2 separate regions of the Homo sapiens genome follow, and region 2 is linked to region 1. A link is an interaction called in ENCODE POLR2A ChIA-PET data of the cell type or tissue named here. Cell type or tissue: IMR-90. All regions are shown on one strand.

Evidence for each region. Peaks named below come from ENCODE experiments on the same cell type or tissue, not always from the same donor. Only the 100,000 strongest peaks of a DNase experiment are listed, where the experiment ranks them.
Region 2: POLR2A ChIA-PET joins it to region 1 with 11 read pairs; 2 of 35 experiments call an interaction of 5 or more read pairs at or near these places.

Annotation. Positions count from the first base shown.
Region 1 is chr16:89,194,763-89,202,762 of GRCh38, forward strand. It overlaps CDH15 (cadherin 15), which reads left to right. Exons shown (of 14, transcript NM_004933.3): 14 at 100-730. The coding sequence ends at 393. SLC22A31 (solute carrier family 22 member 31) reads right to left here and starts at 5,775. Exons shown (of 9, transcript NM_001384763.1): 1 at 5,716-5,775; 2 at 4,951-5,054; 3 at 4,651-4,805; 4 at 4,261-4,429; 5 at 3,890-4,035; 6 at 3,680-3,788; 7 at 3,360-3,574; 8 at 2,536-2,647; 9 at 999-1,543. The coding sequence starts at 5,739. The coding sequence ends at 1,237. RefSeq lists enhancers at 4,055-4,678, 5,927-6,549 and a silencer at 6,842-6,931. In IMR-90, no CTCF peak of the experiment used is centred here; a DNase peak (open chromatin) is centred at 7,019; H3K4me3 peaks cover 1,137 bases; H3K27me3 peaks cover 2,892 bases.
Region 2 is chr16:89,797,889-89,805,888 of GRCh38, forward strand. It overlaps FANCA (FA complementation group A), which reads right to left. Exons shown (of 43, transcript NM_000135.4): 7 at 7,392-7,504; 8 at 5,371-5,453; 9 at 1,717-1,750; 10 at 1,278-1,344. Among named protein-coding and RNA genes, the nearest start is that of FANCA, 15 kb to the right of the region's middle. In IMR-90, no CTCF peak of the experiment used is centred here; DNase peaks (open chromatin) are centred at 4,083, 7,443 and 7,883; H3K27ac peaks cover 843 bases.

The DNA.
Region 1 (8,000 bases):
GCCCGTGCCTTGAGCTGACTTTGCCCTGGGCTGTGGCCACGGCGGTGGGGCACCCGCTGGCCCCTCCATGTGTCTTGAGCTCTCCGGGCCTCTTTATAGGGCTTGGAGGCTGCAGATAGTGACCCCAGTGTGCCGCCTTACGACACAGCCCTCATCTATGACTACGAGGGTGACGGCTCGGTGGCGGGGACGCTGAGCTCCATCCTGTCCAGCCAGGGCGATGAGGACCAGGACTACGACTACCTCAGAGACTGGGGGCCCCGCTTCGCCCGGCTGGCAGACATGTATGGGCACCCGTGCGGGTTGGAGTACGGGGCCAGATGGGACCACCAGGCCAGGGAGGGTCTTTCTCCTGGGGCACTGCTACCCAGACACAGAGGCCGGACAGCCTGACCCTGGGGCGCAACTGGACATGCCACTCCCCGGCCTCGTGGCAGTGATGGCCCCTGCAGAGGCAGCCTGAGGTCACCGGGCCCGACCCCCCTGGGCCTGGGGCAGCCTCCTTCCTGTAGGCGAGGGCCCAAGTCTGGGGGCAGAACCTGAGTGTGGATGGGGCGGCCAGGAAGAGGCCCCTTCCTGCCGGGGTGGGAAGAGTTTCTCTCCATCGGCCCCATGCGGGTCACCTCCCTAGTCCCACCTTTGCCTCCTACCAGTGAACCTCATCTTTGTATGAAAGACAGCAACCTCCTGGGTAAATCTGAATGAAAAACGTGCTAGTCTCTTTCATGCAGGACGGGCGCCCACTGCCACACTGACCATGAGGGGGATGGGGCCAGTGAGGCCTGGCCTGGCAGGGACCTGAGGGCCAGGCCCCCATACCACCCTGCTTGGCTGGGGCAGGAGGCGGCCGGGGGCTGCCACTACCTGGACAGGGGCTATGGAGCAGCCGCTGACACCCTGGCTCCTTGCTGGTGAGCCCAGAGGTGGGGAGCAGGCACAGGTGAGACCCTTCCAGGCCCCAGGTGTGGCCTGAGGGAAGAACCAGGGAGGACGCCAAGTTCCACAGAAGCCTTTATCCTCCACACCTACTGGGTGTGGCTGGGGGGAGACCCAGGGCCTCCCAGTGCCTGGGGCCTGGCTGGAGACACCTTCACGCTGTCCCCACGGCTCCACCTGCACTGAGACACGGGCTTCTGAGAGGAATGTGTCTGCCCTGGACCAGACGTCTGGGGTACTCAGCCATGCCCCAGGCCTTGACTTTGGTCCCATCCTGGCTCCCAGGGCCACCAGGCAGGACTAGTGCTGCTCGGGGGTGTGGCCGGCCCAGTAGGAGTTGGAGGGCGGCAGCAGAGGCAGGTGGTCCTGGCGGGGGCGGCCCCGCAGGAGTGGGGAGCGGCGCAGGCGGTCGGCGTCCTGCAGTGACTGGGGCAGCCCCCGGCTTCGGCTCTCAGGCAGCAGCAGGACACACAGCAGGGCAAGGACAGCAAGGGAGGCGAAGACGACTTGTTGCAGGAAGAAGCCCTGCCGGCCGTGCAGGGTGTCCAGGGGGCCGGCTGCCTGGCCCAGGAACCCGGCCCCCAGCACCAGGCCCAGCCCGGCCCCCCTGTGGGACAGAGTGTGTTGGGGGCAGCCAGCCTCCTGGCCCAGGAACCCGGCCCCCAGCACCAGGCCCAGCCCGGCCCCCCTGTGGGACAGAGTGTGTTGGGGGCAGCCAGCCTCCTGGCCCAGGAACCCGGCCCCCAGCACCAGGCCCAGGCCGGCCCCTCTGTGGGAGAGAGTGCGTTGGGGGCAGCTGGTGGGGCAACAGATTGGGGGACACACATGTGACTCCAGAGTGAGCAGGGGGAAGGCCCGGCCTCCGCACAGCCTAAGGTTTGCTGGCTGAGGATAATTTGAAAAATTGTTTTGGAAAAACCTCCTTCCTCTCCTGGAGCACTTTTTGCTCTGTTCAAGACTGGAAAGTGGCCGGGCACAGTGGCTCATGCCTGTAATCCCAGCACTTTGGGAGGCCAAGGCAGGCGGATCATGAGGTCAGGAGATCGAGACCATCCTGGCTATCATGGTGAAACCCTGTCTTTACTAAAAATACAAAAATTAGTTGTGCGTGGTGGTGGGTGCCTGTAATCCCAGCTACTCAGGAGGCTGAGGCAGGAGAATCGCTTGAACCAGAGAGTTGGAGGCTGCAGTGAGCTGAGATCACACCACTGCACTCCAGCCTGGTGACAGAGCGAGACTCCATCTCAAAAAAAAAAAAAAAGAAGAAGAAGAAGATCGAAAAGTGATGCTTTCCCCGAGAATTCTGCCATTTCTGGAGGCCTCCTCATCTCTGCCCCCACCCCGCACTCCTGGCTTCAGGCCTGCGTGGCCTTCCCTCCCCTTCCCAGTTCCTGAGCCGTCTGCCCAGAGCCTTCTGTGAGCAGTGGCCCCCACCATCCAGGAGCAGGGCAGTGCTTTACCCCGAGTCCTTACTGGATGGAGGAATCACAGGCAGGAACCTGGGTGGGGTATGGGGACAGGGCCTCCTGTCCACCTGGCCCCTCCTCCCCATGAGAGGCCCTGGACCCTGCTGTGTGGCCGGGCAACCCTGAAGCTCACCTGATCACCGTGGGGAAGACCTCGGCCGCGAAGAGGCTGCTGAGTGCGGACACAGCCCGGGAGGCCAGGAGCCCCAGGACAGAGAGGAACAGCACAGTCCAGCCTGGCAGATCTGGGGACAAAGAACAGGGGTTCCCAGGCTCTCTCCCCAGGCCTTCCACCCTGGCCACTCAGGGCCCTTCCCCAGAGAACCACACCACTGTCTGGGGACCCACTTTCCAAGCCTCCTTTTCCAGCCCCCCTGAGAAACCTGGAGGGGGAACCTGTCCTCTGCAGCCTGATTCCAGCCTGGCTTGGATTCTAAGGATGTTAGAATCCTGACCCCGAGCCGCAGCCACACCGACCACCTCCACTCGGGCCCACGCTCAGCTACTGCTGTGCTGTCCACTGTCTTTGCAATTTCGAGAACCGTCCTAAAATCTCGAATACGTTGGAAGCAAGGCCTGCATTTCATTTTGCACCTAGCTCCACACACCATGTGGCTGGCCCTGAGTATATGGGCCCTCCCACACCAGTCCATGGCCGGCCTCGGCCACCTGGAACTCTGGGCAGAGCTTTTACCCAGCCCGGCCTCTTGACCTCTCATGCCTGTGCTGCACTCTGTGGCTGGGGCAGGTGTTTTAGGCTCAGACAGTTTCCTTACTTTAGGCCAGTCACAAAAGATCCTTTTGGGCCTTCCACAAGGATCAGAGGAAAACAAACAGCAGCTGGCCTTGGGCTGCCACCCCAGGCTGCTCCCCTGTCGGCACTATGGCCCCCTGGTGTGGCAGACCGTCGGCCCAAACACAATGGCTCCTGTATGGCCTGCGGGGCCCCAAGCTCACACTGGGCCCCAGCGAGGAGCAGCAGGGATGCCAGGCCTGTGACCATGGTGCCCAGCAGCAGCACGGGGCGGCGTCCACAGCAATCTGCCGTCAGGAGCAGGAAGACCAAGGCTGCCGCCTCCAGGCCGGCCTCCAGGAAGTAGGGCAGGTAGAAGGTCGGCACCTGAGGTGCCAGGCTGCGGCGGAAGCTAGCTCTGATGCCTCCACCAACCAGCCTGGGAGAGAGAGCAAATCTATGGGCCCAGCCAGAGCCGGGGACTCTGGGGACCATATGCCCACCCCGGGGGATGGTGCAGGACCCCAGCCCTTCCTCGACTCACGAGCTGAAGCCCAAGATAAGCCCGTTTCTCCAGGTGACTCGGGTACGCAGAAGCCCCAGTGGGGAGTGGTACCGGGGCTGGGGGCTCCGTGCAGACAGCATGGTCAGCTCTGTAGCCGCAGAGATGTGAGGGGAGGGGGGTGAGGAGCTGTGCCTCTCCGAAGCCCTCCTCCAGTACCTGAATCTCCCTCCTCCCTGGTAGGCGCCTGACCTGTAGCCAGGGAGTTCTCCTCCAAGGAACTGTCCCCGGGGCCCACGCCACTGGCTTCTGCAAAGCGCCACAGGATCTTCCTGGCTCGAGCTACCTGACCTGTGGCCAGCAGCCAGCAGGGAGACTCGGGGAACAGGGCCGGGAACCTGCAGCGTTGGTGAGGATGCCCACGGCTCCCTCCACCTCCTCCTGGAAGGAGAGGCAAAGGCCAGGGCCCCCACCCCACCCCCAGGCTCAGGGGCAGGACATCACTGTAGTTCTCTGTGACCCTGTAACCCATGCGTTTACCTGGCATGGGATACGTCGGTGCAGAGGGAAGCTACATAGTCAGCCCCGATGAGGGCTGCTGGCCCAGCTCCCACCACACTTACCCCCAAAAGAGCAGCAAGAGTCCACTCATCAGGGCACCCAGCCCCTGCAGAAGACGCCAGTCCTGCACAAGCGCAGCCAGGCCGGGCAGCAGCAGGGTGCCCACCACCGAGAAAAGGCCAGCCCCCATGGAGAAGGCCAGGCGGTGGGGAGGGTCACACAACTCCAGGCCTGGGCAGACACAGACAGGTTGAAGTGGAGGCCTCGGGGAGGACTGGAACAGTTCCATTGGGAACTGCGGGGACCTATTGGTGACCTGCCCAGGAGCGGGATGCCCAAGGGACTCACTGCTCACTGTCCCTGCAGCTCGGGGCCCTCGGCAAGGGAGCCTCAGAGGCCTGCGGGCCACCCACTGCCCCTCCCCCAGTGACAGCAGCCCCCAGGGTACTCACGAGCCAGATACAGGGCGAGGAGGGCCCCTGCCAATGTGCCCCCGTGGAGTAGGCGCAGGACCAGCAGGGTAGGGAAGCTGGCAGCCAGGGCCTCACTGGCCCCCAGGCCTGTGGTCAGCACCAGGGAGGCCACAAAAACTGCCCGGCGTCCAAACCTGGTGGGCAGCGGGGGACATGCTTGGACAGGGTCAGGATAACCCAGGGTCCAACCTTCATCCTGGCAGCACCAGGTCTAGCTGAACCCTGAGAGTGGGCGGAGGGGAGGGCTGCTGGGCAGCAGGAAAAGGGAAGGGGCCTCACCGGTCACAGCCTGCTCCCAGGATGACACAGCCCAGCAGCCAGCCCAGGAGGTGGCTCACCTGCTCCAGCGGGACCTTCCAGCCGTCTCCACACACAAGGTTCCACTATGGGGAACAGCAGCCACGTGGAGGCCAGCTCAGGACCCTCCCCTGGGGACAGGTGCAGGGAGTCCCAGAATGGCTACTGGAAGGGGCCCTCCATGTCCTGCTCAATCCCTCCGTGGAGAGAAGGGGAAACTGAGGCATGAGAGGGCAAGGGGCTTGGTCCAGGTCACACAGCAGCCTCTCTGGTCTCCGGCAGCCCCTGCACAGGGGTCGGGGGGATCTGCCCACCCTAAGTTTTCTGCTTGTCCCTAGATAGGGCCTCCCCCACCTCCGCACACCATTGCTCTTCCCCCACGGCCAGCTCTTGTCCGACCCGTTTCCACCTCCTATTCCGAGGGACCCCGGGGACACCCAGGGCCTTGGTGGCGTCATAGACACAGCCCCCACCCCAGCCGGCCAAGGGTCATAGCCATGACACAGGCCTAAGAAATGAACCCCAGCACCTGCGCTGGTACCCACGCCCTCCCTGCCCTGCCCATTTCAAGAGGGACTCGGGCAGCGGCTGGAGAGCTGTGCTCAGCGGCATTTCCCGGTGAGGCCCTTGACCCTTGACCTCAGCTCTGCGCCTCCCCCCACCCCTTCCGGTTCCTGGGTCTTCTTGGCAAGCTTAATCTACTGCTGGGGGCCGTGCTATGCCCGAGATTTTACTTTCAAACCTGACGTTTTGGGAAAGCTGATGGGGCATTCCTGGATCCAGGCACCAAACAGGAGGAGGGCAGGTGGGAGGTGGGAGGGAGCAGGGTGGAGAGAGAAGCCCGGCGGGTTCCAGGGCCCCAGGCAGCCCTTGTGAAGATGTGGCAACCCCGTTCCAGTTTCCACACTGGGGCCAGTCCTCCCAGGATGGGGGATGGGGGCCTCGGGGTAAAGGCTGCCTCAGGGGTGTGCAGGTCTCAGCCCCAGCGCGGAAAGGCATGAAAGGGGCCTGGAGGTCCCTGCCGCCCGCCTCCCCATCTCTTCTCACGCAGATCGTCAAGGTTTCCCTTCAGGCAATGCAGTCTCTAGCCCAGCCTCTGCGCACCTCACTGATGGGAAGCCCACCTTCCCCAGTCTGTGCTGACCACGTCAGTCCCTCCAAGCAGAGACTCTGCCTTGGAAAGCCAGCCCAAAGCCACGGTCTGCTGAAGACGCTGGTGGTCCTGAAGCAAATTCCAGGCCCTGCTCCCCCACCGGCGCCTTCGGCTCCAATCCTCCAGCGCCCCAGGCCGCCCCGCGCCTGGCAGCTCCCAGGCCCAGATTCAGCCCCCGCCCGGCCCCTCTCCGCGGGTCCGGCCCGTGCGCGCCCGTCTGCGGCACCGTCGGGCCGGCGGCCGCCCCGGAGCAGGAAGCCCAGGAGGACGGCCGGGGGGCCCGGGTCAGAGGCGCCAGGTAGGATGGAGAAAGGACACCCAGGGCCTCGGCGGGCTGGGGGCGGGGAGGGCTGCGGGGCAGCAGGGACGGGGGCGCACCTGGGTGACCGGGCTTTGCAGGAGGCCGGCGCCGGGCAGCGCGTAGAGCCAGCCGCGTGTGCAGGGCCGGGTGCCGTTGCGTGCGGGCGCGGGGCGCGGGCCCGGGGCGGGTGCAGGGCGCGGGATCGGGGTAGCGCAGGAGCAGGCAGGGGCTCGCGGCTCGCGTGGGCCCCAGGCGCGGGATGGCGGCGTCCAGCAGCGCGGGTCCGCGCAGGGCGCGCAGCGCTGGGGGCAACAGCGTGGGGTCCGGTCGGCAGTGGGGCGCGGGCTGCGCGGTAAGCAGCTCCTCGGAGCTCAGCACCAGCCCCAGCACTATGCAGGGTACCCACGAGGCGGAGGCCAGCAGGCGCCGGGCCCGGCCAAAGCCGCCCGCAGCTCTCAGCACCCGCGCCTCCTGCTCCATCGGTCGCAGGCTGCGCTCGGGACGGGGCGGGGCCTGGACCAGGGCGGGCTCCTGGGGCGGGGCTTTGGGGCGAGGCATTAAGGGGCGGAGCCTGAGTCCAGTGGAGGCGGGGTGTGGGGGCGGGCGGTGTGAGGGCGGGGCCTAAGGCGTAAAGGGGCGGGGCCCGATCTGGGGCATAGGGCGGGGAGGTTGAGGGGCGGGAAGGTTGAGAGGCGGGGCTTGCGGCCGAACCGCGAGGGGGCGGGGCCCCGTGAGGGCGGCACGTGGGGGCCGGGGGCGTGGCAGGGGCGTGGCCGGGAGCGCTCAGGTGCCCTCGCGGCGCAGGTGCACTCAGGTTGCCCGGGGGCGCGCGGGCTCCGGCCGGCGTCCCGGGGTGGTCCCCGCGTGGGGCCGGGGGCGTCCGCGCGGGCGGGGCGAGGTCGGGGAGGGCAGCCGCCCGCCCTCCTCGGCGCTGGGAGCTTTCGGCTGGTACTGCGGGAGGAGCTCCCGGGTGACCCGCGGGTTCTGAAACCGCCGCTCGGGAGCTCGGGGCCTGCGCTGCGTCTACGGGGCGAGCGAGGGAGAACTGACGCCTTTCGCCCGGATCCTTCTCCCCTTCCGAGAACCAGGTAGGTCGCGTTTATTTTCAAGTCCGACTGTTTTCGCGGTAACATTTGTGGGAAACATCACGGTGGATCCTGTGGGTCGCTGAGTTTTCTGACTCCCGGTTTGTCTTATTTTGCTTTGTCAGTGGGCTCTGCGCTCGCGTTAACAATTCGAATGGGCACGTTTCTGCGTTTCAGAACGCTGTTCGCTTCCTCACACTTAGATTGAGGTGGAACTCACGTCACATAAACCGGGTCGCAAGGCTCAGCTCAGCGGGGCCCCCCCAACAGTGTTGCGGGACCAGCACCTTCTCGGGCTCCGGAACAGCTTCTACCCGAGCAGAGCCCGCCCGTCGGCGGCCGCTCTCCGCGCCCCTCCAGGGCCCTGCAGCCCCCGCCCTGCTCCGCGGACCAGCCTGTTCTGACCTCCGTTCAATGGAGCCCTACGTGCTGTGGCCTTTTGTGTTCCGGCGTCTTTCGCTTAGAATCGCGTCTTCAAGGTTCGTCCCCGGTG
Region 2 (8,000 bases), 600 kb after region 1:
CTGTCTCAAAAATAAATAAATAAATAAATAATTGGCAACTAATTACAAAATATAAAAATCGGCAGGTCAGTGGTTGTTACCTGACTCTCAGGACATCAGTGTGAGTAATCTTATCACACAGATTATAAAAAAAAGCCCTTGCCACAGACTAAACTGTATCCCCACAAAGTTCCTCTGTTGAAGCCCAGCCTCTCAAGGTGGGGTGTTGATAAGGCTGAGGTGATGATGAGATGACTGCCCGGAGAAGACACCAGAGGGCTTGCTCTCCCCTCTCTACCTCATGAAGACACAGAAAAAGTAGGTCTCCTGCAAGCCAGGAAGAGGGTCCTCACCAGAACCCAACCCTAGGGGCACCCTGACCTCCAACTTCCAGCCTCCACTGCTGTGAGAACACATCTGCCGTCCACACCGCAGTCTCTGGCACTTTGTTACAGCAGCCCAAGCTAACTGATGCACATGTAAACATTCAGGAAATCACACAGTGCTTTATTCACTGTTTCAGTAAAAGTACCGAACGGTACAACACATTTAATTGAGCAGTTAAACAGTTACTGTGAGGGATGGGAAATGAGGAGCAAAATAAAGAATGAAAAGGTTGACAAGGCCTGGAAACAGTGGCAAATTCTACTGGTTTCTCAAGACTTCACTTCAAGGTCCCCTGCCCACACTAGAGGGAAGCAAACCCCAGAGCCCCATTTCCACCAAACCCCGATGTCCACCTTCCACCCAGCCCCCACTCCTCAGCTTCCGCCTCCCGACCTGTAAGGGTCTCCGCACATCTCCACAGAGCCATGGAGAGAAAAAGCTAATAGGGCCAAGCTTTGCCTACTGGTGAATCTGAGCAGGATCTGTGGAGGCCAGGCAGCGGGAGTCTGTAGAGGCACAGCTACAGTGTGTTCTAGAAATGTGGGGGGCTGAGAGGCAGGGCCAGCTCTAGAGCCTGAATCACACCCAGGGAAGGAGGAGCAAGGGGAGACTCCACACAGGAGGAGGTCACAGTGAGTGGGACAAACATTGGTGCAGGACTTCCAGAGGCGGAACAGGATACTGCAGTGGGCGCACCTTCCGACCTCATCCTCACAGGAAAAGGCTGACCAGAGCGTTCCCCGGGCTTTCCCATGGTCGCCTCCTCCTCACGCACGTTATCGTAACTGGCAGAGGAAGTGTGCTCAGGAGCGGGCTGCTGAAGCTCTGGAAGTGTTTAAAATATCTTGGCTCTTTAATTTGGCAGACACCTCCCTGCTGCACACTCAGGCAGGCCACCCTCAGGAACATACCAGCACCTCACGATCTTGTGAGTGGAGGACTCCTCCTGTACTCCAGCAGCCAAAGCGTCAAGTGCAACTGAAGACAGAGCCAGGAACAGAAAACAGATGTCAGCACACGGCGGCAGCCCACCAGAAACAATCCCCAGGCGCTTTCAGACAACAGATCCACTTCAACCCCCCAGAGGGCCCACATCCATCAAGACTTCTACAATCTGTAGGCCTTAATCAAAACACACAGACAAGAAAATGCTTCCCTGTGACCCACAGATTCATGAGGTATCCCTTCACAGCTCTGAAAATGCCAAAACAAGGGCATTCCAGTACCAGGACTCTGCACAGTGAAACATACAGAGGAGAAATACCTCAAATGGAAAGGCAGAAAACTGATACAATTGCTAATAAGCAAACTAAGTCATTTACAGTCTGGGCTGCAGTGCAATTAACTTACAAATCAGCATTCTCTGCAGTACATCAACCGTGACCTGTCAAAATAGAATGTGAGTTACCATCTTGGTAATCTTCTGTAATTTGTGTGATACCTGCATCACACAAGAGAATTATTACTTGTTACTCTAAAGTAAAGAAACGGCACTTCAGGAGGCCGAGGCGGGCGGATCACGAGGTCAGGAGATCGAGACCATCCTGGCTAACATGGTGAAACCCCGTCTCTACTAAAAATACAAAAAATTAGCCGGGCGCAGTGGCGGACGCCCTGTAGTCTCAGCTACTCGGGAGGCTGAGGCAGGAGAATGGCGTGAACCCGGGAGGCAGAGCTTCCAGTGAGCTGAGATAGTGCCACTGCAGTCCGGCCCGGGCGAAAGAGCCAGACTCCGTCTCGGAAAAAAGAAAAAGAAATGGACTTTACAAAGAGATCAACTTTAAAAACCCTCATAGACCTAGAAATTACTCCAGTACCGAAGGGACCTAGACAGAGTGAAAAGGCTGAACTTTCTGGAATTACCCTAAGACTGCTCTCAGCATGGCCTGAGGCCATGAGCCTAGGGCTGGGCAGGACACTTTTGCACGCAGAGTTTTGCTGAAGTACTTCAGTGAAGAGAGGAAAGCTCAGGCCTTGAATCTGGGCTGTGGAACTAAGGACTTTCACCCTTGATGCCTCTGGAGCCAGAAGACGGTGAGAAGGTACCATTGTCCATTTCCCTTCTTCACATCTCCTGGGCTTAAAGCATACCACTACTCAGAGAGCAACTCATGGTAACAATAAAACAGACTTCCTCAAACAAAGCCCACAGACTGCAGTGTAGGCAAAATGGGAGCCACTGGCTCAGGAACCTCCAAAAGGGAATAAAAATTTGGGACGTATCCAAAACTATCTACAGATTCAATGCAATCCCTATCAAAATACCAATAACGTTCTTCCCAGAAATAGAAAAAAAGATTCTAAAATTCACATGGAACCAAAATAGAACACAGATAAGCAAAGCAATCCTGAGGAAAAAGAACAAAGCTATAGAATATAGAAATCACACTGCCTGAGGTCAAAATATACTACGAGGCTACAGAAATGAAAACAGCATGAGGTTGATATAAACATACACACAGACCAACGGAACAGGATAGAGAACCCAGAAACAGGCCGGGAACTGTGGCCCACGCCTGTAATCCCAGCACTTTCGGAAGTCGAGGTGGGTGGATCACCTGAGGTCAGGAGTTCTAGACCAGCCTGACCAACAAGGTGAAACCCTGTCTCTACTAAAAATACAAAAAAATTAGCTAGGTGCGGTGGCGGGTGTCTATAGTCCCAGCTACTCGGGAGACTGAGGCAGGAGAATAGCTTGAACCCGGTAGGCGGAGCTTGCAGTGAACCAAGATGGCACCACTGCACTCCAGCCTGGGAGACAGAGCAAGACTCCATCTCAAAAAAAAAAAAAAGAAAAAAGAAAAAAAAAGGCCAGGCACGGTAGCCCACGCCTATAATCCCAACACTTTGAGAGGCCAAGGTGGGCGGGTCATGAGATCAGAAGTTCGAGACCAGCCTGACCAACACTGTGAAAGCCCATCTCTACTAAAAATAGAAAAACTAGCCGGGAGTGGTGGTGGGCGCCTGTAGTCCCAGCTATTCAGGAGGCTGAGGCAGGAGAATGGCGTGAACCCCGGAGGCGGAGCTTGCAGTGAGCCGAGATCGCGCCACTGCACTCCAGCCCGGGCGACAGAGCAAGACTCTGTCTCAAAAAAAAAAAAAAAAAAGCCAATGTCACTAATCATCAGGGAAATACAAGTCAAAGCCACAATGAGCTATTATTTCACTCCAGTTAGAATTATCATTATCAAGAAAACAAAAAATAACAAATGCTGGTGAGAATGCAAACAGAACTCTTATATGCTATCAGTGAGAATGTAAATTAATACAGCCATTATGGAAAATAGTATGGAGATTTCTAAATAGTTGGGTAGTTCTAAAAACAGAACTACCAGCCCAGAGGGTCTCACTTTCACCAGGCATGGTGGATCACATCTGTAATCCCAGCACTTCAGGAGGCCAAGGCAGGCAGATCATGAGGTCAAGAGATCGAGACCATCCTAGCCAACAGAGTGAAACCTCACCTCTACTAAAAATACAAAAATTAGCTGGGCATGGTGGTGCATGCCTGTAATCCCAGCTATTCGGGAGGCTGAGGCAGGAGAATCGGTTGAACCTGGGAGGCAGAGGTTGCAGTGAGCCGAAATCGCGCCACTGCACTCTAGCCTGAGCAACAGAGAGAGACACCGTCTCAAAAAAACACAAAAAAACAAAAAAAAAACCAGAACTGCCATATGATCCAGCAATCCCATTACTGGGCTTACAGCCAAAGGAAAGGAAATCAGCCAGCTGAAGAGACATCTGTACTCCTACATTTATTGTGGCACTATTAACAATAGCCAAGATATGAAATCAACCTGTGTGCCCAACAAGAGATGACCGGATACAGAAAACGTGGTATATACACACAACGGAATACTGGTCAGCTTTAACGGAGTCTCGCTCTGTCACCCAGGCTAGAGTGCAAGGCGCAATCTTGGCTCACTGCAACCTCCGCCTCCTGGGTTCAAGCAATTCTCCTGCCTCCACGCCTGTAGCTGGGACTACAGGCATGTGCCACCACGCCCGGCTATTTTTTTTTTTTTTTTACTAGAGACAGGGTTTCACCATGTTGGTCAGGCTGGTCTTGAACTCCTGACCTCAGGGGATCCACCAGTCTCAGCCTCCCAAAGTGCTGGATTATAGGCATGAGCCATTGAGCCCAACCTCAGCTATTTTTTTCTTTTTCTGAGATGGAGTCTCTGTCGCCTAGGCTGGAATACAGTGACACGATCTGGGCTCACTGCAAGCTCCGCCTCCAGGTTTCACGCCATTCTCCTGCCTCAGCCTCCTGAGTGGCTGGGTCCACAGGTGCCTGCCACCAGGCCCGGCTAATTTTTTCTATTTTTTTAGTAGAGACGGGATTTTACCATGTTAGCCAGGATGGTCTCGATCTCCTGACCTTGTGATCCGCCCGCCTCGTCCTCCCAAAGTGCTGGGATTACAGGCATGAGCCACCATGCCCGGCCAGCTATTCTTTTTTTTTAAAGTGAAATCCTGTCATTCACAGCAACAGGAATGCAACTGAAGGCCATTATGTTAAGTGAAATAAGCCAGGCACAGAAGGACAAATATTGCATGTTATCACAAATATGTGGGAGCTAAAAAGTGGCTCTTGTGGAGGTAGAGAGTAGAACGAGAGATACCAGAGATGAGAAGGGTATATGCAGTGGGGGAACGAAGAGAGTTGGTTAATGGGTACAAACATACAGCTAGACAGAAGAAGTAAGTTCTAATGTTCCACAGCAGAGTGAGGCGGCTATAGTTAACAACAGATTGTATATTTCAAAGTAACTGCAACATGTGAAATGTTGCCAACACACAGAAATGATACATACTGGAGGTGACGGAGACTCTAAACACCCTGACTTGATCATTACACTCTATGCACAAAACAAGTATCACATGTACCCCGTAAATAGGTACAAACAGCACGTTTCAATAGAGAGACACGTAAATACATTTCAACACTTGGAATAAGGACGGCTCCTTCCGCTAAACTCTTCACTTGACTTTTCCTCCTACCTGCGGCATTTTTTCAGGCTCCACAGTTCTTCTCAGATCTGAGTTTTTCTGAAATCCCCTCAAAACAAACATTTGAACAAAATCTGAAAAACCATAAAACCAAAGTTATTTATGGACATCATGGTCTCCAAGCAACTGTGAATGGCACAGACCATCCACTTCAGAGGGGCGGGTGAGCATATGGCTTGGGCCCACCAGGACCCCTGTGAGCTGCTCCTAACCTGAGGAACGCTGCAGAAGTTACTGCTCACCTGACCACAGCTACACTAGCGTTCACCAAACCCAATCAGGACCCTTAGATGAACCAGATTTTTTCCTCTTGCACTTCTATTTGAAAGGGAACAAGTTTATAGTCAGATTTTTTTCTTTTTTTTTTTTTTTGTGAGACGGAGGCTTGCTCTGTCGCCTGGGCTTGAGTGCAATGGTATGATCTCGCTCACTGCAACCTCCGCCTCCCAGGTTCAAGCAATTCTCTGCCTCAGCCTCACCAGTAGCTGGGAATATAGGCGCCGCCACCACACCCAGCTAATTTTTGTATTTTTAGTAGAGATGGGGTTTCACCATCTTGGCCAGGTTGGTCTTGAACTCCTGACCTCATGATCCACCTGCCTTGGCCTCCCAAAGTGCTGGGATTACTGGCATGAGTCACCCCACCCAGCCCAATTTTTTTCTCTTAAATAAAAGTGGTTTCCAAGGGAGGTCTTATGGATTGTCTTGCCTGCCAATCTCCAATACCAGAGGGTCTAGAGGGACCCAGAAGCATCCTATTCTGAGGAATGTGATGGGGGAGGAAAGGCATTCTTAGCTTTTTAAAAAATAAGACCAAGAGGACTGAAATCCACAAGATTTTCTAACTTTGATTTAAATTTAACCTATCTGGTACCAGGTTATAGTAGCTCAGGAATGCTAAGTCGCTCATGCCACCAAAAAGCTTTAGGAAAAAGGAAAAAACCCACAAGCTACTGTACAGATCAGTTTCTCATCTAATTTTTATTTGTAGGTGTCACTTGTAGTGGGATGGGTCTCCCAGCAGGTGTTCCTCAGAACCCAAATATCCCAGAGAGGATCTGAGAACTCACCAAGGAAAAGAGTCTCATCACTCAAACACAGCAGGCAAAGAGCCAGAAAACGAGCTTCAATGCACCTTAGAGACAGGTGGTGGGGCGGTTCTCTAGAGCTGTCCTGCCGCCGTCCAGGAGTGCGCTGAATATAAGTCCTGACAAACCCAACTACTCCTCAAGCTGGATTGGTCCAAGCCATTCTCTGACAAGCCCAACTACTCCTCAAGCTGGACTCTGGTCCGAGCCATCCTCTGACAAGCCCAACTACTCCTCAAGCTGGACTCTGGTCCAAGCCATCTTCTGACAAACCCAACTACTCCTCAAACTGGGTTGGTCCCTAGTCTGAGCCATCCTCTGGTCTCTCAGCACCTTCTTAGTTTGTGGGGGGACATTACAGTCCCAAGTTTTTCTCATAATATCATTCCTCAGGAAGGCCAGGCATAGTGGCTCACGCCTATAATCCCAGCACTTTGGGAGGCCGAGGGGGGTGCATCACGAGGTCAGGAGTTCAAGAGCAGCCTGGCCAACCTAATGAAACCCCGTCTCTACTAAAAATACAAAAAAAAAATTAGCCGGGCATGGTGCCACGTGCCTGCAGTCCCAGCTACTAAGGAGGTTGAGGCAGAGAATCACTTGAACCCAGGAGGCGGAGGTTGCAGTGAGCTGAGATCGCGCCACTGTACTCCAGCCTGGGCGACAGAAGGAAGCAGCTGCGGTCACTCTATGGGAAAGGTGAATGGAAACACTTAAACTCATGTCAAGGCCGACTTACTAGTATTTCCACATCAGTCAAGTAAAATGCAACCCCACAACAGGCTGAGACTGGGAGTCTGTCATGCCAGGTTCCCACGGCCACGGAGAGACAGGCTGTTCTGCCTCGCAGAGCTCTTGAGAGCAGAAGGCATTATCACAGATCAAAATGAGTTTTACCCAAGAACCCGCATCTTGTCATGAACGCACCAGAAAGCATGGCCCTGGCGACGTCAGCATGCTGGCAGGATGCTTCCATCTGTTCACAAAGGCAGCACAGATTCCTGAAGAGCCACGATCCCACAGCATGCATGTCGGGATGGCTGGAGACACACACAGAGGCAGACGTAAGGCTCAACTAAATCCCATCATCAGGGGATTGAGTTGAGCCATATGTCCCAATTTTTTTTTTGAGACAGTTTTTTGCTGTCACTGAGGCTGGAGTGCAGTGGCGCAATCAGTCACTGCACCCTCGACCTCCCAGGCTCAAGCAATCCTTCCACCTCAGCCTCCTGAGTAGTTGGGACAACAGGCGCATACCACCACGCCCAGCTGGAGGTCTTACTACTTTGCCCAGGCTGGACTCAAACTCCCGGGCTCAAAACAATCTCCCACCTTGCCCTCCCAAAGTGCTGGGATGACTGGTGTGGCACTGTGCCCAGTCTCAAGTTATTTTCTAATTTCCCTTGTGACTTCTTTGACTCATTATGTTAACTTTCAAATATTGTGGATTTTCCCAATTCCCTTCTGTTGTTTATTCTAATTAAATTCATTTGTGGTTAGAGAACATATTTTGAATGATTTCAGCCCTTCTAAATT